Regions from separate parts of the Homo sapiens genome. Here all the other regions are linked to region 3. The links are chromatin loops, found by intact Hi-C in ENCODE. Cell type or tissue: heart left ventricle. All regions are shown on one strand. Region 1 overlaps DKFZp451B082 (a long non-coding RNA gene). Region 2 overlaps PACRG (parkin coregulated). Region 3 overlaps PACRG (parkin coregulated). Region 4 overlaps LOC124901498. Region 5 has its middle 700 kb from the start of QKI. Region 6 has its middle 8.2 kb from the start of CAHM. Region 7 has its middle 110 kb from the start of MEAT6.

Region 1 (4,000 bases), 160 kb before region 3:
CCCCAAACACCTGCCTCCCCCTCCAGCCTTCTCCACTGATGCCTGCAGCTGCATAAGTAGTGTTTCATTGCACCCCAGCAGGAGCTGGTACCGGTTCTTCCCTTGCCTCATGCTGGGGTAGATTTTATTTAGGATTGGGAGCAGGGAAAGGAGCTAGAGAAAGGAAGGGTTCCAGGAAGCTGGGAAGGGAGATGTCAGGTGGGGTGATGGGAAAGGAGGCCAAGGACCACCTTTGCCTGTATGGTGGGCTGAACTGTGTCCCCACAAAAGATAGGGCGTCCTAACCCCAGATACCTGTGAATGTGACCTTATTTGGGAATAGAGTTTTTGCAAATGGAATCAAGTCATGATGACGTCATTAGCATGAGCCTTAATTTAATAGGATTGATGTCCTTCTAAGAAGAGAAGACAGGGACACACAGGAGAAAGCCATGTGATGAAGCAGGCAGGAGCTGGAGCGACACTACCACAGGCCAAGGAACATTGGGACCAGAAGAGGCGAGGAGGGGCCGTTCCCTAGAGGCTTTGGAGAGAGCATGGCTCATCAACACCTTGACTTCAGACTGGTAGCCCCCAAACGGTGACAGAATAATTGTCTATTGTTTTAAGCCCCCTGGCTTATAGTACGTTGTAAAGGCAGCCCTAGGAAGCCCTAAGCCAGTTTCACTCATTATGATAAATATCATAGATGATGACTGTCATATATTGGATGTGCTGGAGATCTTCACAGCCACAGAATAAACTGCAGGCCAAAAAAAGAACATTCATATGAGGTCCCCAGCAGGGGCTGGCTGTGCAAGTCAGAGACTGCAGAACCAGGTAGGCAGACAAAGCGAAATTGCCTGGAGCTGGACACATATGTGCACCACTGGGAAATAAATAGACTTGCGGTGGAAATGACCAACGTGGATGGCCAGGGAAATGCCAGCAGCAATAAAAGAAAAGAGTGCACAAGGCCTGTAAATCAGCAGATGCGAGAGCTCCCGAAAAGTAGCGAAGTCTGAAATAAAAGGCAGGCTCAGGCTGGTGGTCCAAGAAGTTAAAGCAGGAAATGAGAGCGTGGGCACTGTGTGTGCTGGGCTCCCAAAGACTGCAGGGAGTGGCCAGATGTCTCCAGAGGCAGCGTCATGTGGAGCAAAGGGGACCTGAGGAGTGTCAGCATCCTCAGTCACCTCCTCCTTTGAACCAGCTGTTCGGAATCTGGTCTCTTACTTAGGATAATTGTAGGAACTGACTTTTTTTTTTTTTCTTTTCTCACCTATTGGCTGACTGAAAGAACCGACTTTTAAATGAGCACCTCCCTCATTAGAATTGCTCAAATGACAACAGCTGCAGCGGTGGGAGCAGCAGCAAGTTTGAAAATCCAACAGTCTGCATTCCACAGTGACAGTATTCTTGGTCACCTCGGAGACATGGCAGCCGGGAGCCACGGCTCTCATTGCTCGGGGTTGGTTGGGTTACCAGCCCTAGGGCTACAGAATGTATCTAAAAGAGAGGCTTGGCTGGCAGTTTAAGAGGGGTGCAGGACAGCAGGATGGGGTTCATGAGGCAAGAGTGGATGGAGCCTGTGGCCCAGTTGGGATGAGATGGGACAGTTCCAATGGGCAGGACAAACCCCAGCCACCGTCTCAGGGTATTTGACAGGAGGTAAACAGCAGACAAAATCCTGGAGCACAGGGGGGCAGGGCTGTCTCGTTCCCATGAATGGCAACATTGGAGGACTGACCCCCAAGAGCGTGGTTTTGTCGTCAGCCTCAAAGGCATGGCTTTCTCTCTGGCGTTGGCAGCAGCCGCTCAGCACCATAGCTAGGGAGCAGCGGCCTAGATCCCTCACATTTATTTCACTTTGACTCTTTTGACCAAAGCACCACTGTTTAAGGCCTCATTTTTCTTCTCCCATGTGGAAAATCATATTGCTTAAATTTAAAAATGAAGATAGATAGATGGATGAAAAAATCCCCATAGAGCAAAATTCTGCCTGTGACAAAAAGGTCTCCACGTCTGAGGTGACAGTCAACTTCAAGTGACGCCAAGAACATCAAAATCTCTCTATAAAAAAAGAATAGGAAGCAATGGGGCTCGTGAAAATGCCACATCAAGAAAAGTCAACAAATACATACTTAGTGGTAACTATGGTTGCAGAGAAAGAGAAAACTTAAAACAATATGAACATATGTGGTCATATAGACTGAAAACCCACCGTGTCATAAAACCCCAGGACACAGAACGCATCAGCGTAGACAGCAGCTGTACAGACAATGCTGGGGCGGTTGTGGAGTGGGATTAGAAGACAGGAGGCGCCATCGAGTCAGCTCCAAGGCCATTAGCCTTGTGACGCCAGCAAAATGTGTGAGTGGGGAGCCTCTACGTTCTCTCCTGTGAAATGGGGATGACAGTACTTCCTTGTAGGGTTGTGGTAACGAAGTTATTCAGCACAGAGCTTGGCATGTGGTCATAACAAGGAGTGGCGGATAATGATAATATGGTAACAGTAGGCATCATTGTGAGAAGGGACAGAGACTCAATGTGAAAAGTATAGAAAGGGCTCTTACAAATCTCCAAGCACATAAAAGTCCCTAAAAGACAAATGGCGAAGGGTTCACAGTTCACAGAAATGGAAAAAAAGAAATGAATGAATTCAATGAATATTAGGGGAAGAAAACCGTTACTAATTAGTGACGAAGCACAAAGTAATGCAAGTATCCAACACCATTTTGACAGCACTTGAGAAATGATCGAGAATTCAGAAACGCGGTAAAAACTGACGCTGGTCCCGACAGTTAAGTAGGAATATCCAGGAGTTCCTGACGGTAGTGCAAATGTGTTTGATTACTTTGGAAGACCATTTGGTAATTCTCATCAAAAGCCAGAATACGCTACACTTGGATCTCATCATTCTCTTCCTGAGAATGAAATAATTCAAATTAAGAGAAAGCTATACTTATAATGAGACATGTAGTTAGAATTATGAGAATAAAAATAGGTTAGCATCCCCTAATACAGAAATGGTTACTTTGTCATAAGAATACTAATTCTATAACATATTACATGGTGATTAAAATGAGAGTGTATTTAGAATAATGTTAAGTCTTAACATTATTTTATAATATAATTTATTGAAATAATTAATTACGGATATTTTTAAAATATGTAGCTAAAGATGAGATGAAGCTATCAGTTAATGCAATTTATCTGATGTAGGTAGAGGAACTTAGATACACCTATGTATGTTATTTTATTAATAAGTACTTTAAATGACACATAACTAAATTATCTTAATTTCTCTGTATCACCTGTTATGAATACACGACTCCCCATGATTCATTTTGTACTGACCTATACGAGGGTATACAAATCTAAATCAGGCACTGAATTAAGGCACAAGCTAGCTGTGTCCTCCCTGGAACATTTCCTGACTCAATTTAGAAATATCAGCTGAGCGTGTAGAGTTGTCTCTTTGAGGAAAGCTTTATTCTCTCAAGACTACTTGGCTCCCTGATACTCTCTTTAATGTTATTATAAGAACGCTGATCTTTTAATCCGCTAATTCACTCTCTATTATTCTTATATCTCAAAACAGCTTCAAAAGTCACTGGATTTTTCAATGAGAAGGAGAAGTTAGGCAGCTACCAAATAGCTGAAAGAATATTAAATCTGATGGATCCAGCCAAATAAAAATGTTCATTCATAGGATCTGTGGTTGTTGAGGAATCTTCTAAGTTTCATAAATGGCAAAAACTCTTTCTCAGACTTACAGATCAGACCTCACATATGCATGAGAAGAGAAGCTATTTTTGTCTCTGGGTTCCAGTTACACAGCCACAGCCTGGAAGCTTTGTTCTCAGAATTCATGCTGTCATCAAAAGGACTCAATACAAACACTGCAGCCAGCCTGCCATGGCTTAGCTGTGACCGCAGCTGCAAACTCTTCTGTCATGTGAAAACTTTTGGCTTTTTCCGGGTGTGGAATGCCTGTTGGTCCCAGCTCCGCCTGCCTTTC
Region 2 (4,000 bases), 320 kb after region 3:
TGGCAAACGGGAAAAGAGACAAGCATAAAACAGCTTCGCTTCAATCATCTACTGAAAAAAAAAATGATAGAGAGGCATAAGTTCCTATGTCATCATTGTGCCTTCATGGAGGCCTCCAATTATTTAAGGTAGAATATTTTTGGGGTTCAGAACATGATACTCCAAAATATAGCACCTTTGTGTACTGTTTTAAGCTCAAGAAAATGGAAAACGCCGCAGAAGCAGGAGGGTCTCTGTGACTTTTCCTGTCCTCTGTCTCCTGAAGTAGGCATGGAAACTAGAATTCCCTCCACCCCTTCTTCCCTGAAACAGGCCATGACCGCAGGGAAGGCCACTCTTTGACCTGCGGCCTCACTTCTTCCCTGAAGACCTCATGTGACAGGAGTACTGCCCTATACCAGGAGGGAAGGAATGTCACTCAGGAACACGGAGAAGAAACTGGGCAATCAGGTCTCCCTGAGTTGCCCCCAGTTTGTACCGATTGGAGCATGCCATTTCATCCTCCAGTCTTACTTCTGCATGCCTGTCCATAAAAGTACACACATCTCTGTTTCTTTGGGTCTCCATTTCTGAAGGCTCCCATGTCACATAACCTCTATTAAATAAATGTGATGTTTTTCTCTTGTTACTCTGTCCTTTGCTCTAAGGTTCTCAGCCACGAACCTTGTGATAGGTAAGGAAAATATATTACTTTTTCTCCCCTATAATATAGTGATTGGTTTGGCTCTGTGTCCCCACCCAAATCTCATCTTGAATTGTTATACCCATGGGTCAAAGGAGGGACTTGGTGGGAGATGACTGGATCATGGGGGCAGCTCCCCCATGCTGTTCTCATAATAGCGAGTGAGTTCTCATGAGATCTGATGGTTTAAAAGTGTGGCACTTCCGCCTTCTCTATCTCTCTCCTGCTGCCATGTAAGATATGCCTTGCTTCCCCTTTGCCTTCCACCGTGATTGTTAAGTTTCCTGAGGCCTCCCCCGCCATGTGGAACTGTGAGTAAATTAAAACTCTTTTGTTTAGAAATTATGCAGTCTCAGGTAGTTCTTTATAGCAGTGTGAAAACAAACTAATACATATAGTTAGACATTACTTAAGTGCTAAACACAACATTCACCGAATATTCAAGAGTTAATATATGTCAGCACAATGATGATACCAATATGGCTTCTAAATTAATAGTTAATGTTTTACAGTAACTTTTCATAAACCATTTTCTTGTCAGGTAACAACAAGAATATACACACATTTATTTTTAAAAGCCTTCTGTCAAGTTGCATTAAAAGCAGGTTGCAACATGATTGGCAGAATTAAGAAGCCTTTGAAACAGGTAACACAGTTGCATTTAAGTGTGGGCAACGAGAACATATTTTATATCTTAGATCTAGTTTATTAAAGAGACCTTAAATTAAAAAAAAAAAAACAGAGCAAATGGATCATCTGGAGAATTCAGAGCTAAAGTGATTAATTAGACCTTATTTTGTCTTGAACAGATTTACTAAGCATTTTTCAAATAGCCACATTGTTTGTAATTACCAAAATCACACCTCCATTGGCCAGCCTAAGTTACTTCATGCATGAATGACAATCTGATGGAACACTCTTGTTAGAGCTTCATTCTTCATTGTAATTAGCCATAATCATAGCCTTCCTGGGTGCATGAGAATGTGCAAGCCGCTATTCACAACCCCAACCCATTTGAATATGAATCTTCTCAGTAAGGAGCAATAAAATAGGAGAAACAAAGCAGTTTCTCTAGGGAATTTTGTAAAGCATCTCTACTCTAATTCTGCCTCCCTTCAAAATGTTCCCTCTCCGGTATCTGGATTCTATTTGCTAAAACAAGGGTGGCTTAATGAGGACAATGGCTTATTATTTCTTAAGTGACACGGGAGGGCCCAAGTATTCCAGGCTTAGTTCTTTCAGTCTTTGCCAAGGACACAAGGAACAAAAGAACAAGCAAGTGTGCGTGGAAAAGAGAACTCGGACTGGGCTATACTCTGTGAACTCTCGGAGCAAGATGGGGGCCTTTGCTATTCCGGAGCTCAAAGGCTGTTGCTTGCTTGCTTTCTTCTTTCTCCCCTCTTTACCCACCCCGCTGCAAATGACTCAGACATTATAGAAAAAGGCTCAAAGCAGCAGGGATTGAAAACAAAGGCTAAGTGGAGGAGGGGTGACATGTCTGATCCCGTCCCAAGCACATTCATAGTGAGCCACCTACTGGCAACTCTACTTTTCCTTCTGTTATTGTCTAATCACCTAAACCTCTTCAGGGAAAACCTAGGTAAACCCGCTGGAGTCACTCCAGATGCCTTCTCAGCCAAAAATGGGAAAAACAAAATTCAGGGGGAAATAAGCTTCAGAGTAGTGCTGTGTCTTCAGAAGAAAACTCAATCCTTCCAGCAAAACTATGGCTAAGTAGCAGGTGTAAAGAATTATTCAAACGGCTATTTGTAAAAGAATCATCATTTGACTTATGAAGCAAAATCAACTACTTATTTACACTAATCACATCATATATGAAAAGTGTGGTGCTGCACACGCTACAGATCTGGTGCTCCTTCAAGACCTTTACCATTTGTGTGGAGAGATTTTTTTCTTCGAGACGTGCCGCTCACCTATTAAGATACCTGTTTAGATTATTTGCTACCAGAAGATGCTCCAGGGCTGCAGGAGACTCGGGATGATTCTCTGATCATCTCCTGGGCTTGGACCTTCATCATGTTGAAATGACTCTCCCAAGGCCACACAGCCGGTTGAATGTATCACTATTAAAGTACCCGATAACAATACAATTCAGCACTTCCACGGCTATATGCACAATGCAGTTTTAGGCCAGGTGCGGTGGCTCATGCCTATAATCCCAGCACTTTGGGAGGCCGAAGTGGGAAGATAGCTTGAGGCCAGGAGTTCAAGACCAGACTGGACAAAAGAGTGAGACCCTATCTCTACAAAAAATTTAAAAAATTACCAGGCATGGTGGCACACTACTGTAGTCCCAGCTACTCGGGAGGCTGAGGTGGGAGGATCTCTTTTGATCCTAGAAGTTCGAGGCCGCATTGAGCTGTAATCACACCACTGCACTCCAGCCTGGGTGACAGAGCCAGACCAAGTCTCTAAACACAACAATAACAACAACAACAACAAAACCAAAACTCGCAGCTTTGGACCTGAACAAGGATAAGTGGCCCTCCCGGTCAAGGAAGGCATAAAGTCCGGCATGGGTGGAGGTGGCCTGGGACGCTGTCTGAGAAATGAGGGGCAGAACCTGAACCCGGACTCCGTGAGAAGGGGCCATAACTGACTAGCAACAACATCTGTTCACTGGTGCCCAAGGAAGGCCAGTTAAATCACCTGTCTCCCACCCAGTGTCCACTGTGCTCCAGGAACTGCTACGCCCTATGGAGGCATCTCCAGTGGAGAAAACATGACTAAACGTCCCAGAAGCAGGGAGTTGGGGCGCTGGGAAGCTGGGGTGGGAACACACACCGCTGGGACGATTGGGGGTATCTATTCCCATGTCCCTTGTCATAAGTTACATTCAAATTGACAGGAGAGCTTCTTCCTGGCTATTTGCTTCTCTGATCTCTCTGTTGTCTCGTACCATATTTTGGGATTATTTTATTTTGAAAGCCATTTCAATATTTTTAAGTCCCTCACTCTGTATTTCTTCTTTCTCCATTTTTTTTTCTTAGAATAACAGTTTAAGACAGATGGCTATAATAATTCCTTCATCAGATAATAAGATATAATTTAAGACACATTTACAATACTTACATCTCTGATACGCAAAAAAGAAGAGTGTCTATAAGATTAGGAATTAGTCTAAACTGAAGTCCTGAAGGGCTGACAGAGACCACTTTTCCTACTAATTTCATCAGTGTCATAAATCACAATTATAACACGATCATCATGTACTGTGTTCTTTTTGTGTGCCAGATAGGGTGCTAAGTGTTTTACAGGCACTCCTCCACCTAATCCTTACAACAGCTCTACCAGGTG
Region 3 (4,000 bases):
CGTCCTCATTCATTCACTCTTCAATTGTCCAACAAATATTTGTTGCTCATGCAACCTGGATCACCCACATAGTTTCAAGACTGCATCTTCTAAACTATTTAAATCCTATCCATTCTTCAAGAAATGTTTCATGACGCTTCCTTAACTGCTAAGGACCCGCAGATTCTCTTCCTCTTGGGACTCACACACTGACTCATCTCCCGATCTTTTGGTGCTCAGCAAAGTGGAGGCTTCTGTTTTGGACTTAGAGTCAAGACCATTAAATAAGACTATGCTCTAAAAAGTACACCTCCGTGGCCCGGAACGAGTGAATTAACATCTATGAGTTTCCATTTCCTTGTCTATAAAATTGTGAAATTGCAACTTAAGATTAGTTCTGAAGATTAAATGAGGTAACATAGGTGAAAATGCTACATTTATGTAAGAAATTACTCTTTCATAAGGATGTCAATGTTTAAATACGCATTTTCTCAATTTTGTTAATGAAATACTTTGAAATTCTTTTTTCTAATGAAACCTGCTGAATGTAAAAGAGACCCGTACTAAAGAAAGATACCACATGAAGCACCAAGGGTCTCTTTCTGGATCTATCATGACTCTTGTGACTGTTTCAGCAGCACAGAAATTAAAGGCGATTGTTATTCTGGAGGAAGACAATGAGTCTCATCTATATCTTGTTTGGGTTGATTTTGTAAACAGAACATTCCAAAGATCATTCTTGCCTTTTGTTTCCACTGAGAACTAGAATAAAGTAAAACAAACTATCAATTTAAGGAAAGCCTCGAAATTGTTAGCAATTTCTTCAGTAACTTTCATCCATCAACTGATTTTATGAACACAAATTTGCAGAAATGGGCAAGAAAAACTACTTAACTCATTGGTGGGAAGCAGTGGGCTCTCTAAGGAGGGAGAGATAGCAGTGATTTCACCACCGGACCGTGGAACACAAAGAGCCTGGAAGAGTCTATCACTTTCAACTGAAACCGCAAGAAGAACTAAGTAGGTTAAGCCCTAAGAATGTTCCTAGGTAACCTACTTGAGTTGAAATTTGACTAAGAATCCTTACACCCTACCTAAGAGAGGTAACGCTATTAGGATCGGAAGTGATTGGAAGCTTTGTTTCAGATCTCGTCCAAAAGGGAGAACGGTCAATGACAAAGCTGCTGTGAATAGTATTCTGGGGGCGTGGTGGAACCCCGATTCACTGCTATCTCCCGAATCAGCAACTTGACAGAGCGCGCCTCCCGGGCCTTGGAAGCCTTCCATTCCGAGCTGGCTGGGTGGGACTCAGGTTTTACGGTATGCTGGACTTTTTCCCCGTGAGTTAAAACACATTTATAGTAACTAAGTGGTTAATGATGAGAAAAAACCCCAAACTACTGTACTAATAATCAACCTCTGCTATTTGGTTTGTAAAAAACAAAAATACATCTATAAAAAGGGTTGGCCGGAGATGTGTCTGTATTTTTTTTTTTTTTTTTTTTTTTTTTTGCCACCTCAAGCAAATAATCTCTGATTCTCCCCTGTCCATGAGGACCCATTTCCAGGGGCAAATCCTCTGGGGGTGGACTTGTCCTTGGAAGGGGGAGGGGAGGGCCGCTGGCACGAGACACAGAGACTGGGAACAAGTTCACAGTGTTCATCTCCGGGGACTCACAGAAGAATGGAGAATTGGCTCTTTCATCTCCAGCCCCGGCACTGCTTTTCACTGCCCCTGAGCCTCTGCTGTCCCCAAGCGGCCGTCTGTATCACAGAGGTGGCCACAGAGATCGGGGCTGAGTGTGTGGGTCAAAGTTCCTAGGCTGCCTGTTTCAGGAGGTTGCATCACGTATTCTTTAACCCTTCCTTTGCAAGATAGCCCGAGGTATGGGAGTAAAATGGTCAGGCAAGTAGGTTTCAGGGTCAGTCTGACTCGGTTTCAGACCCTGGTTCCAGCGATAGTTATCAATGTGGCAGCAGGATCCCTCAGCCCCTTCTATCCCACACAGGTGCCCGCACAGCTGAATAGATGGTTTAGTGCTGCTTTGGTATCCGGAGAAGGCTGTTAACCTGAAGAGTTAGAGACACTCAGGCTGAGGTTGACCTATCTGGGTTCACACCCTGGCTCTGTCATTTGCAATCTGAGTGACTCTGGGTCAATGTCATAACTGTACGGAGCCCCAGCTTTCAAATACATGAAATGAGAATGAAAACGCCAAGCGGGTGAAACACACACAACGCTCGGTGCCTGGTGACTCCAGGAGACGCAGCGTTTGCTGTTAATAATTAGTGAATAATTTTTGAGAAAAGAAACATAAAATCAGATTTTTTGCCCATTTTTTTAACCTAAAGAAACAGTGCCTTTTTGGCCTCTACATGTTTGAAGAACCAAATAAGTGGCTCATAAGAGTAAAGGAATTAAACTGCTTTTTTTTTGTAACCATACAAAAAACCCCTCTTAAACTCAATGAATTTTTATTTTTATTTTTTTTGAGACAGAGTATCACTGTTGCCCAGGCTAGAGTACAGTGGCGTAATCATAGCTCACTGCAGCCTTGAATTCCTGGGCTCAAGCGATCCTCCTGCCTCAGCCTCCCGAAGTGCTGGGATGACAAGTGTGAGCCACTGCACCTGGTCCTCATTGAAACTTTTTAGCAGTGTTTTCCATACTCTATTTATTATAGGTGTATGATAATCTATGTAACAACCTATGCAAACTCATTCAGTGCACAGTATACAAGCTGTGTCTCGAACTAGTTAGTAGAACATCTTGTGAAGGCTTCGTGATATTTTAACGAACATACTTGTCACTAAACACAAATGGAGAGAACTGTTCATCTTCACAAGGATCAGCTCGGTGAGGGACTCACTCCTGGCTTTCTACTGGAGAAGTGGGCGTGCCTAGGAAATGCATCAAAACCAGAATCTCTAGCACAAAGCTCAGTCTCTTAAACAGAGATGCTGGTCAGCAGCCACAGCAAAACCCAAAATTATGTATGGCTTGGAAAGGATCACAATGACCAGAGCTGATCACTGGATAATGCAAGTAATTTCAAAGTCAATGTCGTCTTCAGAAAGACCACTTCAAGTCAGTGTAACCACTGGATAAACTACACAGGTAATAGCCAGCCAGGCATGTGTCCAGCACACAGGAACCTCCCAGGAGGGCTCGGCTGGGACACTGGACGGGGTGCCTGGCGGTTCCTGCCTGTGTGGCCTCGGGCAAGGAGACTTGCTGGTCTGGTCTGCGAGAATGTCATCTGTAAGTGAACGGGGGAGAATGAGACAGTAACTCAGAGCTTATACTTGGATCCCACCATAACACTTATAAAGGCTTACAGAGTGGATGGGAACTCATAGGCCATGCAAGAAAACTAGTGATGTAAGAAAATTTTTTTTTTTTTTTTTTGAGACAGATCTTGCTCTCTTGCTCCGGCTGGAGTGCAGTGGCACAATCTGGCTCACTGCAGCATCAAACTGCCAGGCTCAGATATCTGATTCTCCCATCTCGGCCTCCCGAGTAGCAGGGACTACAGGCACGTGCCAACACACCTGGATTACTTTTGAATTTCTTTTATAGAGACAGGGTTTCACCATGTTGCCCAGGCTGGCCTGGAACTCCTTCCCGGGCTGAAGCAATCCACCTTCATCAGCCTCCCAAAGTGTTGGGATTACAAGCGTGAGCCACCACGATTTGCCAGAAGTTTTTTTTTTTTTTTTTTAATTTAAAGAACACCAAATGAGTAGGTTGAAGCCAGGCTGCTCTGGGAATTCTGTGCCTCGTCTTGGGAGCAGTGGCTCAGCAAGGTGCAGGTGTGGTGGGAAGGAAGGCTGAGTTCCCCCAGCTGCCGCCTCCTTTCTGTCTCGCTTGTTGGCAGGAGAACCTACGGAGGAGCCCAGCCTCCAAGATAAGACGCACATGTGAGGAGCAGCGGACATCAGTGTGAGCCAAGCTACAAAGCTTTCCACTATAAAACCACGGTCCATGCCCAAAAAGGAAACCCACCATTGAAACCTAAGC
Region 4 (4,000 bases), 530 kb before region 3:
GGAGGAGCTGGGTGCCCAGGGAGACCCTCGCAGGCAGCCAGACAGCCTGAAGAGAACAGGGTGAGGGGCAGCGTGGAGGGAGAAGAAGGGAGGGAAGTGGGAGGTAAGGGGGACTAAGAGATGGGAAAGGAGGGGAAAGGAAAGGGGAGCAATGTGGAAAGACAGGGAGCACCTTCTTTAACATTCAGGTCACTCTGGGATAACCTAAGTCACTCTACAGCCTCACCAAAGAGATGGGGGTGAGTGGAGAATGAGGAGGAGAGGGTTGGGGGCGAGGAGAGGGTGGGTGAGGGAGAGGAGAAGGTGGGGGTAGGGAGGAGAGGGTGGGGGGCAGGAGAAGAGGGTGGGGTGGGGAGGAGAGGGTAGGGAATGGGAAGGAGTGGGGGGAGGGGAGGAGTTGGGGGGAGGAGGGGAGACGGTAGGGGGACTGAAAATGGACATGTCCACTTTCCAGGCACCCTCTCCTGCGTGGGAGGAGCCCACAGAAACCTGAGGCTGGAGGGATTCCCTGGTGGGAAAGGCACGCAGGGCTTCGGGGAGACTTGCTGAAGTCTCCAGGGGAAGCCCTGAGCCAGAGCTGGGGTCAGGACTCGCTGGAGCCAGCACCAGGTGACCATGGCCCTGGACAGTGTGTGGAGGGGAGGAACAGAGAGGTGGAGCTTGCGCTTGACTGTGCCTGGCTCCCTGCAGGCCCCCAGGTTCCCCTTTCCAACCCCAGCCATGCCACCGTGGCCAAGATGGAGCAGCCAGAGCCGGGCAGACCAGGAAAACACTGGCATTTTTATCTGTCCAAAATTCAGTTTTTAACACCAAATAGCTGTAGGCCCTGCAAGAAAGAGATGAGGAAGGGGGTCGGGGGGCCTATAAGCTGAAAAATACCGAACAAGCCTCTCCTGCTATTTGTCCTCCTGAATAAAAAAGCAAAAAAGTGGCTTTTCCTCTCCTGGTCCACACCCAGCATGCATTGCTCTGCCTGTGCCTCTCACGCTCACGCTGTCCCAGTTCTGCGTTTATCCTCATGCTGGTGGGTGTCCTCCACCAGAGGGTAGGCTCCTGCAGGCAAAGGGTCTGATTCATTGCTTCCTGCACAATATTTCAGCTCCGTGTACAGTAAGAGCTCAGAGAGCAACTGAATTTGGGTGGCTGGAAAACCGAGTGGTCAGGCCACTGCCAGCCTCATTTTCCCCCAGAAGCAGACCCCGGGAGGCTTTCACCCACAGCCACCCTCAGAGCAGCCAGCCCACTCCCGGAAGAGCTGGACGCTGGATCAGCACGCTCCCCTCCAACACTCCCTGGGGAACAGAGGCCAACACATGGGCTGGAGCACCGTGCTGTGATGCCACAATTCAAGGGCCTATCTTTGTACGCAGCTGAAAAGAGGAAATTCAGCGCCAGCGTAGCTTCTCAGCGGCAGCTCACCCCAAGCTGCCAAGGAGGATGTGGGCAGGCAGTGGGCAGCTGTGTTTCGGGAGGCCTGCAACGCTCCACTTCCCTAGCGCGCTCACATGGGATCCCTGGGTTTCCAGACTCATAATGTGCACGGAGGGACGGCTGGCTGAGAAGTTTTGAAATCCATCCCTCGTCGATGGGGTCTTATGCCAGTTCTACTTAATACTTTGTTTTTCTAATTCTAAGCATCAGTTCTCTGCCAGAAAATGAGTTGCGTTTGCTTCAAAAACACTACAAAACGCAGAACTGGCAAGTATAAATGGCTCTAAATTTAATAAATATTGATCACCCAACCAATGTGCAATATTTTTCTTCCCACCCTTTCAAACCCTTCCTTGAGCTTGAAGTCAAAGTTTAGCTGGAGGACCAGCCTCCCACGCCTGTTCTGGCCTTCGTTCCCAAGTTCAGCCTGGACAGTTAATTGACAACAGGTGCGCCACCCATGGTCCTGGCAGGGCTGACCCGGGCTAGAAGCCTCCAGTGCCCCCAGTGGCAGCCCTTCTGCAGGATTTGTGTCCCAACCCAGTTTATTTGGCAAACAACAGTCTTGATGTGGGTGGAGATGGGAAAAACATCTGCCTTCCTCATCTGGCTTTCAAAATACAGCGTTGCCTAAAAGACTGGAAGGGAGGACAGAGAGTTCTAACTGGCTGGAAACTCCTGCCCAAACAGATGACTTGGAAAGCTGATTTCATTCTGGGGGATGGGTGTGGAGTGTTCTAGACCCGCCCAGCAGGTTACAACCTTTTTCTTCATTCCTTCCTTTCCAGAATTGGTTATGGCTATTTTTTCTTTTTTACCCTGAGCATCCACACCGTATCAAACACCATCCAAGTACACATATTTTGTGTGCAGTAGGTTGATAGTTTCTAAAAGAACACACAAAAGCATCTGAGCCAGACTTAAGTATCGCCAAGAAGGAAAAGGCAAAAGGGACCCTATACTTCTGTGACCTGTCAGTGAAGACTTTAAGAACTGAAAAGGACCTTGTTTCCTCCATCACGTGCTGCCCCCTTGCAAACAAGACTGGTGGCATATTTTGTTCATCAGACCATTCTCGATTCTGGACCTCCCCACAGATGCTCCGTTGCTCTGCAGTATCACCCAGTATCCAACATCGGGTGGCCACAAGCACAGCAGAGAGCTGGTATCATGAAGGGCTCTGATCTCTATAAGTTTTCATTTTTAGAAACAGGCACTTACATTCTACAAGAAGTAATGAAATGTTGGCAAGTAGCAATTGTAGGCATGGATGCAGGGGTTAAATAAAACTTTCCCTTAACCGACTGCTGGAATGGATTAGAGAAATCCTTCAAGACATAAACTGTGTGAAAGAGAAGACAGATTGCCTTTCTTCGGCTGACTGAAACTTAAATATTAAAAATTAGGCTTCTATGAAAGCAGGAAATGGAATAGGAAGTCCAAAAAGTAACCAGGAGTGGAGAGATGAGGAAGTAAGTAAAAATCATGAAGCACCTCCTTGGCTACACCCAGGACCCCGGGGCTTCACTGCAATCTCCTCTCTTTCCAGAGGTTTCTAATCTCCAGTGCTCCTCCATATCGATGCAGAGCAGGACGCCTGTGAGTGACACGAGGTGCTTGTCAAACACACAAGCTCTTGGGCTGAGAGTCTGCAGCTACAGGCCTGAGTGCAGCCAAGGATTTTGCCTGTTGATTTCCAGATGACCCAGATCCACACTTGGGTTTAGACTAGTCTCCAAAACCTAGTCTTGCTGACTTTCTTCCCATATCTATGAGCACGAATGTTGGGCCGTTACATAAGCAGCATTGGAAAATCATTACAAAATTCAAGAAAAAAAATCTGAGCTATTTAAGTACAAGGTTTACTATGAGCATTATTTTGGCTTCATTTTACGTGCCATGCTAGTTTATGAACATTCTATAAGATTTTAGGAAGACATTTTATATTCATAATCAAATATTGAAAGGAGAGGGCCCTTATAGCTAATCTGGCTCAAAATCAGCTTTCTGAGAGGATAAGGATGCTCAGGAACCACTGATTTAGGCTGGTCTACAAAATGCTGCTAAGTGTCAACAGCCTGTTGAAAGTGGCATCGCCCTTCCCTAACCTCTAGTGTCTGTTTGTGGGTGTGCTGAGGAGCTAGGAAGTGCCCATAGCCTTCAGGGAGTATCTAGTGTGGTGGCGAATGGGCAGCCCTTTAAAGCCTGTGCTTCGTGCCCAGCAAAGAGCATTCCCATCAACTCTGTTATTTCAACAGGACTGGGTCCTGGGACCTGGCAAGGAGAACCAGTGGCCCTGGACTCTAGGTTCTGCCCTGGGCTGCCCAGATCCAGCCAGGAAGAGCCCAGGGTTGGCAGGGGATGAGACGTGGGGGCTCCATTGACTGAGCTGCCTAAGTACACGCTGCTGCCTTCCATCCTGCACCCCTTCCCTGCTTGGCCACAGTCAGAGCCAAACTGGAATGAACTGCACTGAAGAGAGAAGTGGCTGCCTCCCCTCCCTCCCTGGGCCACAGCCCTGGCTTCCTCTCCTACAGGAAGGGAGGTAAAGCCGCTCCTTATGAAGGAT
Region 5 (4,000 bases), 930 kb before region 3:
GTCCTTCACAAGTCAGGATGCTCACCCCACTAGGACTTTGCTGGAATGTTCTATCCCAGCTCTCACTATGATCTAATCCAAATGTCACCTCCTTGGACAGGTGTCCTGACCAGAGGTGTTGCCACGGGTGCAAAGTCAACACAGCTGCATGAGGCCCACACTCAGAAGGGCCCTGAGCTTGATTTGATGCTCTCCTGGAGCCATCTTGAAATGTGTAAGTCTGAACACCACCATTCATAGTGACCCTTTTGTTCTTTAGTCCACAGCCCTTTTCCCTCTCTGAGCTGTGAGCTCCCCAGCTCCACAGCTGAGCTGAGAGTGAGCACCTGGCCAGTCTGTCTTGCCACTGTGTCCCCACACTTAGAACAGAGACACAGGGCAAGTGCTCAACAGGCATGGTCTGGCTCCATGACGAAGGAGAGGGGTGCAGTCAGGAGTCAGAAACAGGCAGAAAGGAGCTGATGCTGGCTGGGCCCCGTGCATGGCTTCCGGCTGACTTCTTACACACTGGTAGTCCCTCTGAAGTGAGATACCAACTCTTTCTCTTACAGAGAGAGAAATGTGAACTTGCCATCCCACAGTACATTCATCCCAAGTGAAGAAGGCCAAGTGAGAAACACAAGTGAAGAAACAAAAGCATACCCTGAGTTCTAACATGCCACGCCAGGAGTGTCATCCCTGTACCGCAAACCTCCCTCCCTCCTTTTTAGCAGTGTCCCAGTTGTTGCTGCCATTGAGGGAACCCTCTTTAAACATCCCTATTTAAGCCCGACTGTGCGGGGTTCTTGAGGATAGGTGGGGACAAGGGTGAGCTCCACTGGAGAATCCTGAGAAGGTCTTTTCCAGCTGCTCTGGAAGAGCTTCTGCGAGCCACTGTCTGCTCCTCCTCTCAACATTGTCTGCCCAAACGTGGGTCTCAAACCTACATCTTAGTTCGCCAGCAGCCACCAGTGGAAAGATGGGCCCGAGCGCCGCATGCTGTTGGAGATGGAGCTGTCAGTTGAGTAAATCCCAAAGCCCACCAAGTGAGGGTGGCCAGTTTCCTTGCTGTTGAAGCCCCTTTGGTTGGGCTCTCTGCCACTCAGAGGCAGCAGCTTCGTAAGATGTAATGATCATTTATCTACCCACGAGAGTGCATCAGAGAGATAGAACTTAATTTGCATTTGTCATATATTTTCTTGTATATTCAATAATGTATAATATTTTTAAATAAGCTTTATTTTTCCAAATCTTTTTCTATATTCGTGTCTGAAAGCAGACAACTTTAACGTTTCATCGTTATGTTTGCGATTATGACTGTCGAAACAAACTCATATCACAGGGTCTTTTGTAAGACAGACAACACGGTCAGGAGCGCAGTCCTGCATGCCGCACTGGCCTCCTCTCCTACTCACTTACAACCAGGACAACCTCCAGGACCTGTCTACACCTCTGCTGCTCCAGCTGTCACATGGGACTAATAATGTGGACGCCACAGTGTTCTGTGAGATTAGGTAAACTGATGCTCACACAGAGTTTCTCCAGTGCCTGGTGGGTAGTGAAAGAGCCACATGTATCATTATCACCATTGCTGCTGCCGTTGATATGAACCAAAGAGGAAGAAAAAGTGAAGAGTTGGCCCCTTCCCATGAGCGATCATCTAGATAGGGAGATAGATCATTGTTTTCATAAGATAAAAGATGCAAAAACACATGAATTGCAAACTTCGAGGGATTAAAGTGGAAGCCTCCACAAAGGGCCACGATGAGGACCTCGTGGTGAGATGGACAGAGACGCTCCTGGGAGAGGACGAACTGGGTTTACGAAGACTCTAGAAGAACCTAGAGCCTATGAAGGGTTCAGCCTTTAAATTATCCAGAGGGCAGCTTTTCACATTTTCTGAACAAAGCAGGGACAAAAACAAACAAAGTGTTTCAAGAAAATTTAGTTTAATTTTGACGCAGGTGAGGGCACAGAATCCAGAAGGCAAAGAGACCATTAAAGAGACGTCTTCAATGTCCAGGCTGGAAGGACAAGCTCGGTGGACTGGGGCTTGAATACAGCAATGATGATGATGGTAAAACTACCTCTAATTTCTCTCCCCCCTACTTATCCTCAACTAAAAACTAGCATTTTTCACTCCCAAGACTAGATAAAACACAAAAATTGAGAAAATGTTTAATAATGTAATTCTTTTTTAAAAAAAATAAAGTCGGTCAAAGCTCTTCCAACCACAAGAGGGCGTTCCTGGACCCAGCAGTGGAGCCGGGATTGCCCCGGGCATGGACGGAACTTGCACCAGGGCTGCCCACAGGTCACTTGTGCAAGTGGTTACCTGGGTAGTTACAGAAAGGAAACAGTGTCTGGCATTCACCTGCGCTTTGTGACATCATAGAATCTTAAAATCAAGGAGAGCAGCCTTGAGCTCTTATCAAACCTAAGAACATGTAGACTTATGAGAAGCAATTCAGGATTGGGACTTTTTTTGAGTGACTGCCAGGTGTAGGCAAAGCCAGAAAGCCCTGGCAACCCAAAACTGAAGGATCTGGGGCTTTCTTCCTGCAAGCTCTGCTCAGCGAGGGGCTTGTGCTCCTACAAGCTCTTTGCTACATAAGTCAAGCCAAACTTCCATTTCCCGACATGACATGGCCAAATAAGAGAAGGCCAGGTTACCAGAGATTAAAAATAGGACGTTGCTGCAGAGTCCTGGGACCGGCTGGCAAATGACACAGGAACTTTGGGAGCGCATGGACTCAGGCCAAGCGGCCGTCCTCACCCTCGGCCACCTCAGGGCAGGGACGAAGAGTAAGGTTCGCAGGAGTCCTGCCAGGAAAGGGCTGGGAGTCAGGGAAGGGTGGAGAAATCGCTTTCCTATGAGTCAAGGGACAACAGCTGTCACTGCAAAGGGGAGAAGAGCTGGAAAACTGGATCCAACCTTTCATAGAGCAGTGGCAGCTGAGTCGCAACAAACAAGCAGAAACACGAGGCCCTTAAAAAATACAGTAATTCAGGCGACATCAAAGCGGTGATTAGCACAGCTTCCTGGCGGTCTCTTTCTGTTTATTTATGGCACATTACACATTTTCATGCTATTTTCATAAGGTGTTTCTGCTGCCACAGTTCCATATTTGGGTGACAGAGTGTCTGAGACGTACCACAACTATTGGGCAACTCACCCCCAGCCACACTCGAAGTCAATGGCAACCACAAAAACAACAACCTCCCAAAAAAAGAGAAGCAAAAGAGAAAGTGTTCCAAGTGCTTCTTCCAGCAGCACGGGGACGCCCCTCCTCTGGAAGGAGAAGCAAGTGCATGGCCCTGTTGAGAGGGAGGGTGAGGTGGGGTGCAGGGGCAAACTTCGTCTTGATTCATGTTTGTAGACGGGGGAGATCAATGCCGGATTCTCACTGACATCCTGCTTTTCTTGTACCACACAGCCCAGCCTTTGATGGTGGGGATTAGTCCCAAAATTCTGGAGTTCACCACTCCTCCCGCTACACTGGCTTTATTTCAAATCTCTGTTGGTCCATGTCAACATCAGCGATGGGAGTTGAAAGAAGTAAAACAGTGACTCGTGCATTTTTCATTCTTCTCTTTGCTTCTTTCTTTTATAAAAGGTCAGGAGGATGATGAAAAGGAGACCTTTAGGAAGCAACTGCGACGTTCCATCTCATATCCACTAAAGGAGGTGCATTTCCGATTCAGACAAATTTAGTAACCATTTCCTCCAAGTCTGACTGCTCTTTACAATTAGGCTCCTGGAAAAATACATGTTGGTGTGTTTACAACATGGGAAAAATATGTCATCTCAGCATTCAGTGATAAAGCAGGTATAGGTCCCAACAGAAGCGAGGGTCAGGACAGGCAACGGGAAACATGTGCTCGCTGCTGGGTCCCAGGACTGAGTGACTCAGGAAAGCTGCTCAGACTTATCAGCTCTGATCCCTGGGACTTCAGGCTTCAAGAGATGTGGTTTGACGGGTGAGCTGAATATTCAACATGTCATCACAAGCACCAAATT
Region 6 (4,000 bases), 220 kb before region 3:
CATAGCATCTGAAAATCCAAAAGATTTCTTTGCCTTCAATGACAGGTAGTGTTTGATGCTGTGTGTTCATATTTTGCAATGTAATTCAGTGATTCTTGCAAAGTATTTTGGAGTGTAAGCGATGTCTTACTCAGCAGGAAACAGCATTTGTGGCAACTAGGCCAGGGAATCCATAGTCCTCTGAATCTATAACAGGTTAGAAAATGAGCGCCTCTGGTTTTAACATTGAAGAGTTTGTATAGCAATGATATTTTATCAGAATTGTTCACTACTTATTCAGATATAAGATTAAAAGCAGGCAGGGCACAGTGGCTCATGCCTGTAATCCCAGCACTTTGGGAGGCTGAGTCAGGTAGGTCACTTGAGGTCAGGAGTTTGAGACCAGCCTGGCCAATATGGCGAAACCCCATCTCTACCAAAAAATACAAAAATTAGCCAGGTGTGGTGGCGTACGCCTATAATCCCAGCTACTAGGGAAGCTGAGGCACAAGAATGGCTTGAACCCAGGAGATGGAGGTTGCAGTGAGCTGAGCTCACACCACTGCACTCCAGCCTGGGCAACAGAGCAAGATCCTGTCTCAAAAAAAAAAAAAAAAAGATTAAAAGCAATTATTTGTAGCACTGAGATTCAAGCAGTACACACCAGTACAGCCTTTTCAGTTTTTAAATTTTGAAAGATTCCCACACCACTCAGTGAGCAGTCACTGCTCTGAGCCATACTACCCAGGCCCTCTTCCGGAGCCCCGGGACCCCCCTAACCCAGCAACCAAAGGCAAGATGCCTGGCACCCTGACCCCATCAGGGCTGGCAGACACTGATCATTTATGCCTGTGCTGGACCAACTGTTACAACTTTTTGATTATTACTTCTGTTTGTATGGGCTTCTTTGCATATTTAGAAAATTATTTTATTTCATATCTTTATGTCCATTAATCCTGGGCTTATGAGTTTTTACTAAATGTAATGAAAGTGGATAGTTTTTTGTCTAAGATACATGTAGGTTCTTTGGGTATATATCCAAATTTAGAAAGGTTTATACAAATGACATTTATCCAGTGGCAATGAAATACCAAAGGCTTCAGTTTTGCTTTCTATTTTCCATAAATAATATGTTAAAAAAACAGGTTGCTGCCAGAGATGAAAAGTGATTCATTCTCCTCCTTATGATAAACTCTGTATTTCACACAAAGAAATATCTCTGTTCTGTTCTTCCCCAGTCCTGTGTAGCCATTTGCGTTCCTTTGCTGAGCTGTACAAGTAATACTGATGATGCTAGCATTTATTATTTCCTAGTTATTCTGTCTAAGCCAATCTGTAAAATGTGTTACAGTTACATTTTATAGATCTTCAAGGACCACCAACTTGATTAACTGACATTAATGACACTGTATTTTTCTCAGTATCCATTGGTAGTGAGCATCCTTTTGAGTTGGAAAGAAAATGTGGCATAGTGAAATGAGCAGCTGTTTTTATTTAACAGTTTTAAAATGCGTGCCCTATATTGATAGTGTGAGCTGGGAATTAAGCAGCCGTGAGAAACTGAAAGCTAAAGCTGTGATCGACAGAGGGACGTGGCCCTGCTCCTGCCTCTGTCCTTTCTGTGTCCAGGTGAAGCTGTTAAAGGAGCAGAAAGAATGTGAGGGGATCAGGAACGCAAACTTAAATGTGAATCAGGAAGGAGAAGAAGGGCTTGCATGCGAGGAGTTCAAAGACAGTCTTGTAAACTCTCCCATCAGCTGACCTGCCAGCAGCGAGCCGCCTTCTCCTCCAGTTCCTCTCTGGGTGCCTGGCTGTTGGTGGCAGAGGCAGCAGGCCCTGCTCTGTGCCAGGTCCTTGACCTCTGTAGACCGACAGCCAGACTTGACCTTCTCCTCCCCCTCAGCTCACCAGATTTCAGCTTTTCAGTCAGTCCCATGCCTGATTTCATGAAGGCACACTGGCACTTCATCAGATGGCCCCAGCCAGGCCCTGCCTCTGTGTTTGGGAAGAGGGAGCAGACACAAGTCTCAGACTGTAAGTGGCAGGCTGGCCTGGCGTCAGGGCCACTCAGCACCCAGGCCGGTGCGGGAAGGAGGCCTTTCATCTCTAGGCTCAGACAACTGGTTTGGGGCCTTTTAATAAGTACTTCCTTCTGCACTGAAATATGAAATAATAATACCTTAGCCCCACAGCATAACTATGTGCCAAGACTATAGAAACGCTTCTCACAGATAATGCAGAGGAACGGTCCTGAAACAAGGACGGAAAGTCCTGAAACATTTTTCCTGAAGAATTTGCTGGTCCTCCGAGGCAGCTGCAGAGCAGGAGGATCCAGAAAAGTCACTGAAGAGGTCCCAGGTTCAAATCTCGACCCTGTCACTTGCTAAAAGCAACGTAAACTCTCTGCACCTCTCTTTTCTTGCCTGTAAGGTAAGGTGGTGCAGCATAAGGATGTTAGGATGGCATGGGTGCCTCACTGCATGCCTGGGACATGGTAAGCTTTCAATAAATAGCATCATTTTAAGAATTGAAAAGGAGGCCTGGATAGGGCTCCAGTTCGTACACACGTATTTTGGGATGTGTGCAATCTCTCTACGTTGAAATTTTCTCCACAAAGCTCAAAAGTATTCAGTCATCAGTTTTCTGCTGCTTCCTATTGCACAAACCGTTTCCTGTTCCCAGGACTGCTGACACTAGGACGTAAAGGGACAAACAGCCTGATGAAAAGGAGCCTCAGTCCTGGGCTGGCCCCATTGTCAGCAGCAACAACACTTGCTCTAAAGCTGGCCAGGGGTCGCCACCAAGACCCAGTGTTGAAAGCCACTGTGTCATTGCAGGACCAAGTGGAAAAGGAGAGGCTGCCTCCCTCCTGCGCCTGCCCTAGAAACAGTGGGCCTGGCAGTTAGTGGAGGGAGCTTAGGAGATCCCGTCTTCCGGAAGGTCCAGGAGCTCACCACGCCTGTTAGATTCCATGATGATATTCTAGCACAGAGAGTTGTGGGCTAACCCAGGGTTTAAACTGTGATGTCCAAGCAACTGTTGGGCTGCATTATGCCAGCTCAAGGGCTTTCTCCAATCCCTGCCCCGAGGTGGCCACCGCAGCAGTGTAGGAGAGTGAAGGAGCCAGAAGGGGGTCTGCCCCACCTGCCCACTCAGCAAACCATGCTTTTGGCTTACTTCACTAGATACTTGGAAAGCAATAGCAACAAGCTTTAATCAGATACCATGGGAAAACATAGCCCTTATTTTGAATCACCTAAAATCTGAAAGTGGAGAGACAAAAATATACGTACTTCACTAGTGGCTTCTGCAAGTTTGTTTTACTAGATCATGCAGGAAGCAGCTAGACAGCAGTGGCTCCTTCTACCTTCCCTGCACGTGCCTTGAAATCAGCTTCATCTCTCCTGGTAACCCCCTAGAAATTTCGCTTCAACGAGATTAGGTCCTTAAAATTATGACTTCTGCACCTCCTAGTCTTGTCACCACCTCCCAGCCCTGGGCCACACCTGTAGCCTCCAGAAAACTTACCAATGGAGTCAGGACTTTCTCTCAGTGGTTTTCAAGGTAACAAAGTGGCTTTCAGAGCCTCATCTCCAAATGAAGGCCAGGACACACACAATTAAATCAAGGTAGTTGAAAGGAAAAAGCTTTCAAATAAACCTTTCTGGGATTCAATTATGAGTCTTGCTTCACCGCGAATCACATACCCCATTGTAATACTAATCTTGAACAAAATTTCTATTTGCATCATATGTTTTCTTGCTCACCAAGAGGGCGACACATTACCAATAGATACCTGGGGACGTGCTTCAGTCTGAACTATAATTGAATCCCTGACATTATAAGGAACTTGGTAAGAATTTTCCTCTTGAAATCTATTTTTACAAAAGTGACTTATTGTGTACCTTGTGTGCAGTGATAATGCACTAAGTAAAGGTAATGCCAGAGACCACAGCAAAAACTTAGATGATCTGTTTTCACACCAGATTTCTCCGAAGCAAGATCACCATCACAGCACTGA
Region 7 (4,000 bases), 1.7 Mb before region 3:
GCCCTAGTATGCACATTAAGCAGAAAATGAGGACTTAAAGAAAGAAAACTGAGCCTGGCATGTTCCGGAATATGAAGGCAGCATTGTGGTGCTCTTCTGCAGCGAAGACAGTGCATATCACAGTGCAGACAGGCGTAGAAACAGTCCTAGCCCGTGCTTGCCTGTTTGCAAGAAAACAAATGCCATACAACATGGAAAAACTACACCTTTCTCGCAGTGTCCATTCCAGAAATGTGCAGCTGTGTTCATTGCTTAATTATTCTATCGGGAGAGGGTAGCATTGTGACTAAATCCTGGCCCTTTTTACTAAATGTTTCTCTTTAACTCCTCAGCTGGGAAGAGAGCTCAATGCATCCACCACATTCATCATGCGTTCGACACAGCACTGCCTGGCTGGTCTGCCCTGGCCAACTGGGTCTCCTCCGTGATTTTGTGTCCTTGCTAATGATGAGGGGTGTGCAGTCCTAGTCTTGCTGGCTCAGCCCCAGGGGATATTTAGCAATCCATCTTATCCCTTTCTCATGCAGAGGACATCTAACTGATGTAACTTATTTTTATGACATTAATTTTAGAATATATTTTTTTCTGTTCTAATATAAATATTCATTGGCCAATAATTCAGGAAAAATAAACAATAAACCAGGATAAATGCACAAAATAAAAAAGTGAGCCCACTAAATATATTATTGGAAATATCTATACAAACACTAGAAACGAGGATGATTTGACGTCTAGGTATTTATGAGCTCTTAAAACATTGTTTTCCAGGGGAGGCCTACGCCTGCCTACCTCCTGTTTTACACAGGGAATAGTGGTGTTCTATCTGTGAAACTCTTAGTGTTGGTTCTCTCAGCTCACCCTGTTGGATGGTATCGCAACATTAAAATATCTGTGTCTTCCATGAAAAGACCTCAAATGTATTCCTTTCTCCCCTTCACACAGCCATGAATGCAGCTCAGGAAGCAAGGGGACTTGCAGCCTCATCCCACTGTAATTATTCCACTGGCTTCCAGAGCGTCCTGAGGTTTGCAGGCTCTTTACAGATAGGTTGCTTCCATTTCTCATGCAGTGTGATCCAGCAGCACACCCAACAAGGCTGTGAAGGCAGCTCAGGGCTCGCAGCATCTCCAGTGCTCCACCACAGTCCCGCCTGCGTCGGTAAAACTGCTTAAGGCAGCGCTAATTAATGTCTCCTGCTTATCCTGCACTCCCCTCGCAGGGTATCGGGTCTCAGAATCGACTTCCTGGACTTGTATTCATTCACAATCCAAATTAGCTTAATGCACGACAGAAATCTCATCTCGACCTAGAGGTAGCAGTGAGTCTCTAGGGAGAAATCAAATACTGAGTCAATTTAAAAAAATAAAATAAAATTAGACCTACCGCATCAAATTTATTTCCAGCACCCTTGAGATGGGAAGGAGAGGAGGGGAGGCAGTGACTCTTGGTTCCTGAGAGAAGCTGTGTGTGCACACTTGGAAAAGCAGCTGCCGAACGCATTCCTGGATTTTAACTAAATTACGTTAGTGTCAAAATGCAACGTATGCATTTATTGACAGCATAGGGACAAAGAAAACAAATCGTAAAGCAACAATTTTAGATAATTACCTCAAATTTATCGCCAGTTCTGTCTCCTAGTTTCCCCCTCCGTCTCATGCCTATATTGTTTAAATGTATCAGTTGGTTAGTTCAAATAAAGCACCAAGGCATATTCAACATACCACCTGTGCTCAGGATATATTTCCCTGAGTTCCTGCCAGTCTTTGGCACGTCTGCTGCTGGAAATGAATCAGAATACAGGGAGAGGGCTAATTGACAGGTCTATGGATGCCGAAGGTAAGCTGCGACCTAAAATGAGAACTGTTCCCTTAATGAGAGACAGCAGAAGCAAGTGTGTGGCCGGGCACGCCCGTGCCTCGCCGCGGCCAGCAGATGGCAGCAGAGCCTTGGAAGCCGGCGGGCACCAGGCTCTGTTGAAAATGCACTCCTTCATTTCCATTCATCTTCACTTGTCAGAGTCTTATAAGTGCTTTCTGTAGAACTGACCCTGAAATTGCATCATTTAATCTATAATCATATATTGCCAACATTTCTCCCTTTTACCGCTTATCAATGACATTAATTCAGAGGAAACAGGGACCACTGATAGCTTTAGGCAACTCTGCAAAAAGGAGATATTCCTAACAGGCAGATACACTGCCAGGGACAGCCAGCTTGCCCGAAATAAGGAAATGCATTTTAACAGAAACGGGGGAGCATATGAAAAAAATCATTCACACTTTGTATTTCTTTCTTTCTTTGCTTTTCTTTAGCACACTTTACTTTGCACTCAAACCCGATTTTTGATTTAAGGTTCATTTGCTTAAACAACCAGTTGAATATTTCCCCATATTTAATAAGATTATTTTTTATGTAACATTTTAAAATATTCTTTCTCCAGGATATATAATCAGAAATTGATGTCTAGGATAGAATTTCACATGGTAAAAACTAGGCCCTGTAATACCCCAATTACTTTCAGCAATATCTTAGTGGTCTGATGATTGAAAAGTAGAGGCGTTTCTGGGAAATGAAAAGATTCTGTAGGAGTGATGACTGTCAGCATACATAGATTTAATTCTTTAGAGCTACACTGATGAAATGAAGAAAATACATTATTTTTCTTCTCAAACCTCTCAAAATTTCTCGGAGAGTAAAAGAATGCTTTGCTTATTAGAAAGATTGTCATGATCTGCCAAGACTCTAGATGGTACTATGGATTCACCCTGTCATTTCTATACTAACATTTGTTAAGATTCTTCTTTTTATCCACTTTTTAGGGTGTATGGGATACTTGCATGAGAAAATACACAGAAAAGAGCAGATATAAAGAATAAAAGGCAATGTAAGTTAAATCATGAGAAATTGACAGTGTCTGAAGATGATGAGATAGACGTGTGTCTAATTTTAGACCCCATAGTTAGATTGACTTTTAACTGAGTATAACAGTCAAAAATGTTCTAGAAGTACTTAATGGCATCAAGCTGCCACATTAACGTATTACGCTGAACTGAAAGGAGGTTTTCCTCAAACTCATCAGCAAATAGAAGGAGGCACCATTTGTCAGGAAGCAGGCGCCAGACTCTTCTCTCTGTATCTTGTGTGTGAACGTGTGGTGTAGGCATGTGAGAGTGTGTGTGTGGTGTTGTGAGCTTGTGTTATATGTGTGTGTATGCATGTGTGAGTGTATGATGTTCTGTGTAAATGTGTGGTGCAGGTATATGTGAGTGTGTGTGTGAGTGTGTAGTGTAGGCATGTGTGAGTATGAAGTGTTGTATGTGTGTGGTATAGGTATAGGTGAGTGTGTGGTGAGTGTGTGTGTGTGGTGTGAGTGTGTGTATGATGTGTGTGTGGTGTAGGTCTGTATAAGTGTGTGTAGGTATGTATGAGTGTGTAGTGTAGGCATGTGTGAGTGTGTGGTTATGTGTGAGTGTATAGTGTAGGCATGTGTGTGTGATGTTATATATGTGAGTGTGTGGTATAGGCATGTGTGAGTGTGTGGTGTTTTGTGTGTGTGGTGTTTGTGTGAGTGTGTAGTGTGAGCACGTGTGTATGATGTTATGTGTGAGTGTGTGATGTAGGCATGTGTGTGATGTTATGATTGTGTGTTTTGTGTGAGTGTGTAACTTAGGCATGTGTGAGTGTGGTGTTTTGTGTGAGTGTGTAGTGGTGTTTTGTGTGTGTAGTATAGGCATGTGTGACTGTGTGATGTTATGTGTGAGTGTGTAGTGTAGGCATGTGTGAGTGTGTGATGTTACGTATGAGTGTGTGGTGTAGGCATGTGTGAATGTGTGGTGTTTGTGTGAGTGTGTTTTGTGTGACTGTGTAGTGTATGCATGTGTGTGTGATGTTATGTGTATGTGTGTGAGGTTTGTGCGAGTGTGTGGTGAAGGCGTGTGTGTGTGATGTTATGTGTGAGTGTGTGGTGTAGGTATGTGTGAGTGTGTAGTGTTATGTGTGA

What was found. Peaks named below come from ENCODE experiments on the same cell type or tissue, not always from the same donor. Only the 100,000 strongest peaks of a DNase experiment are listed, where the experiment ranks them.
Region 1: it touches region 3 in a loop (4-fold over the local background); 18 of 110 quality-filtered maps call a loop at or near these places.
Region 2: a loop joins it to region 3, with 2.3 times the contacts of the local background. A loop is called at or near these places in 12 of 110 quality-filtered maps.
Region 4: a loop joins it to region 3, with 4 times the contacts of the local background. A loop is called at or near these places in 2 of 110 quality-filtered maps.
Region 5: it touches region 3 in a loop (6-fold over the local background); 31 of 110 quality-filtered maps call a loop at or near these places.
Region 6: a loop joins it to region 3, with 2.9 times the contacts of the local background. A loop is called at or near these places in 61 of 110 quality-filtered maps.
Region 7: a loop joins it to region 3, with 5 times the contacts of the local background. A loop is called at or near these places in 31 of 110 quality-filtered maps.

What each region holds. Positions count from the first base shown.
Region 1 is chr6:163,339,104-163,343,103 of GRCh38, reverse strand. DKFZp451B082 (a long non-coding RNA gene) reads left to right here. Exons shown (of 4, transcript NR_033862.1): 3 at 1-2,349; 4 at 3,581-4,000. Among named protein-coding and RNA genes, the nearest start is that of DKFZp451B082, 5.9 kb to the left of the region's middle. RefSeq lists an enhancer at 1,151-1,651. In heart left ventricle, a CTCF peak has its summit at 2,264; a DNase peak (open chromatin) is centred at 3,943; H3K27ac peaks cover 1,967 bases.
Region 2 is chr6:162,855,190-162,859,189 of GRCh38, reverse strand. All of the region lies in intron 2 of PACRG (parkin coregulated), which reads right to left. Among named protein-coding and RNA genes, the nearest start is that of PACRG, 130 kb to the right of the region's middle. RefSeq lists enhancers at 1,373-1,935, 2,039-2,333, 1,936-2,499, 292-3,392. In heart left ventricle, a CTCF peak has its summit at 2,220 (motif pointing left); no DNase peak of the experiment used is centred here; H3K4me3 peaks cover 522 bases; H3K27ac peaks cover 545 bases.
Region 3 is chr6:163,179,096-163,183,095 of GRCh38, reverse strand. All of the region lies in intron 4 of PACRG (parkin coregulated), which reads right to left. It overlaps PACRG-AS3 (PACRG antisense RNA 3), which reads left to right. Exons shown (of 4, transcript NR_122120.1): 4 at 1-1,451. Among named protein-coding and RNA genes, the nearest start is that of PACRG-AS3, 11 kb to the left of the region's middle. RefSeq lists enhancers at 1,605-1,899, 1,529-2,109. In heart left ventricle, a CTCF peak has its summit at 1,735; a DNase peak (open chromatin) is centred at 1,695; H3K4me3 peaks cover 344 bases; H3K27ac peaks cover 260 bases.
Region 4 is chr6:163,709,797-163,713,796 of GRCh38, reverse strand. It overlaps LOC124901498, which reads left to right. Exons shown (of 5, transcript XM_047419664.1): 2 at 1-60; 3 at 189-239; 4 at 455-609; 5 at 1,100-1,742. The coding sequence ends at 1,374. Among named protein-coding and RNA genes, the nearest start is that of QKI, 300 kb to the right of the region's middle. In heart left ventricle, CTCF peaks have their summits at 1,052 (motif pointing right) and 1,938; DNase peaks (open chromatin) are centred at 641, 1,376, 1,906 and 3,906; H3K27ac peaks cover 3,121 bases.
Region 5 is chr6:164,108,178-164,112,177 of GRCh38, reverse strand. No RefSeq gene overlaps it. Among named protein-coding and RNA genes, the nearest start is that of QKI, 700 kb to the right of the region's middle. RefSeq lists an enhancer at 3,767-4,000. In heart left ventricle, CTCF peaks have their summits at 2,006 and 2,210 (motif pointing right); DNase peaks (open chromatin) are centred at 2,257, 2,757 and 3,221; H3K4me3 peaks cover 1,410 bases; H3K27ac peaks cover 2,476 bases.
Region 6 is chr6:163,403,787-163,407,786 of GRCh38, reverse strand. No RefSeq gene overlaps it. Among named protein-coding and RNA genes, the nearest start is that of CAHM, 8.2 kb to the left of the region's middle. RefSeq lists enhancers at 1,423-1,612, 1,843-2,022, 2,033-2,102. In heart left ventricle, no CTCF peak of the experiment used is centred here; DNase peaks (open chromatin) are centred at 1,786, 2,743 and 3,050; H3K4me3 peaks cover 1,028 bases; H3K27ac peaks cover 3,039 bases.
Region 7 is chr6:164,925,664-164,929,663 of GRCh38, reverse strand. No RefSeq gene overlaps it. Among named protein-coding and RNA genes, the nearest start is that of MEAT6, 110 kb to the right of the region's middle. In heart left ventricle, CTCF peaks have their summits at 1,934 (motif pointing right) and 2,746; a DNase peak (open chromatin) is centred at 1,923.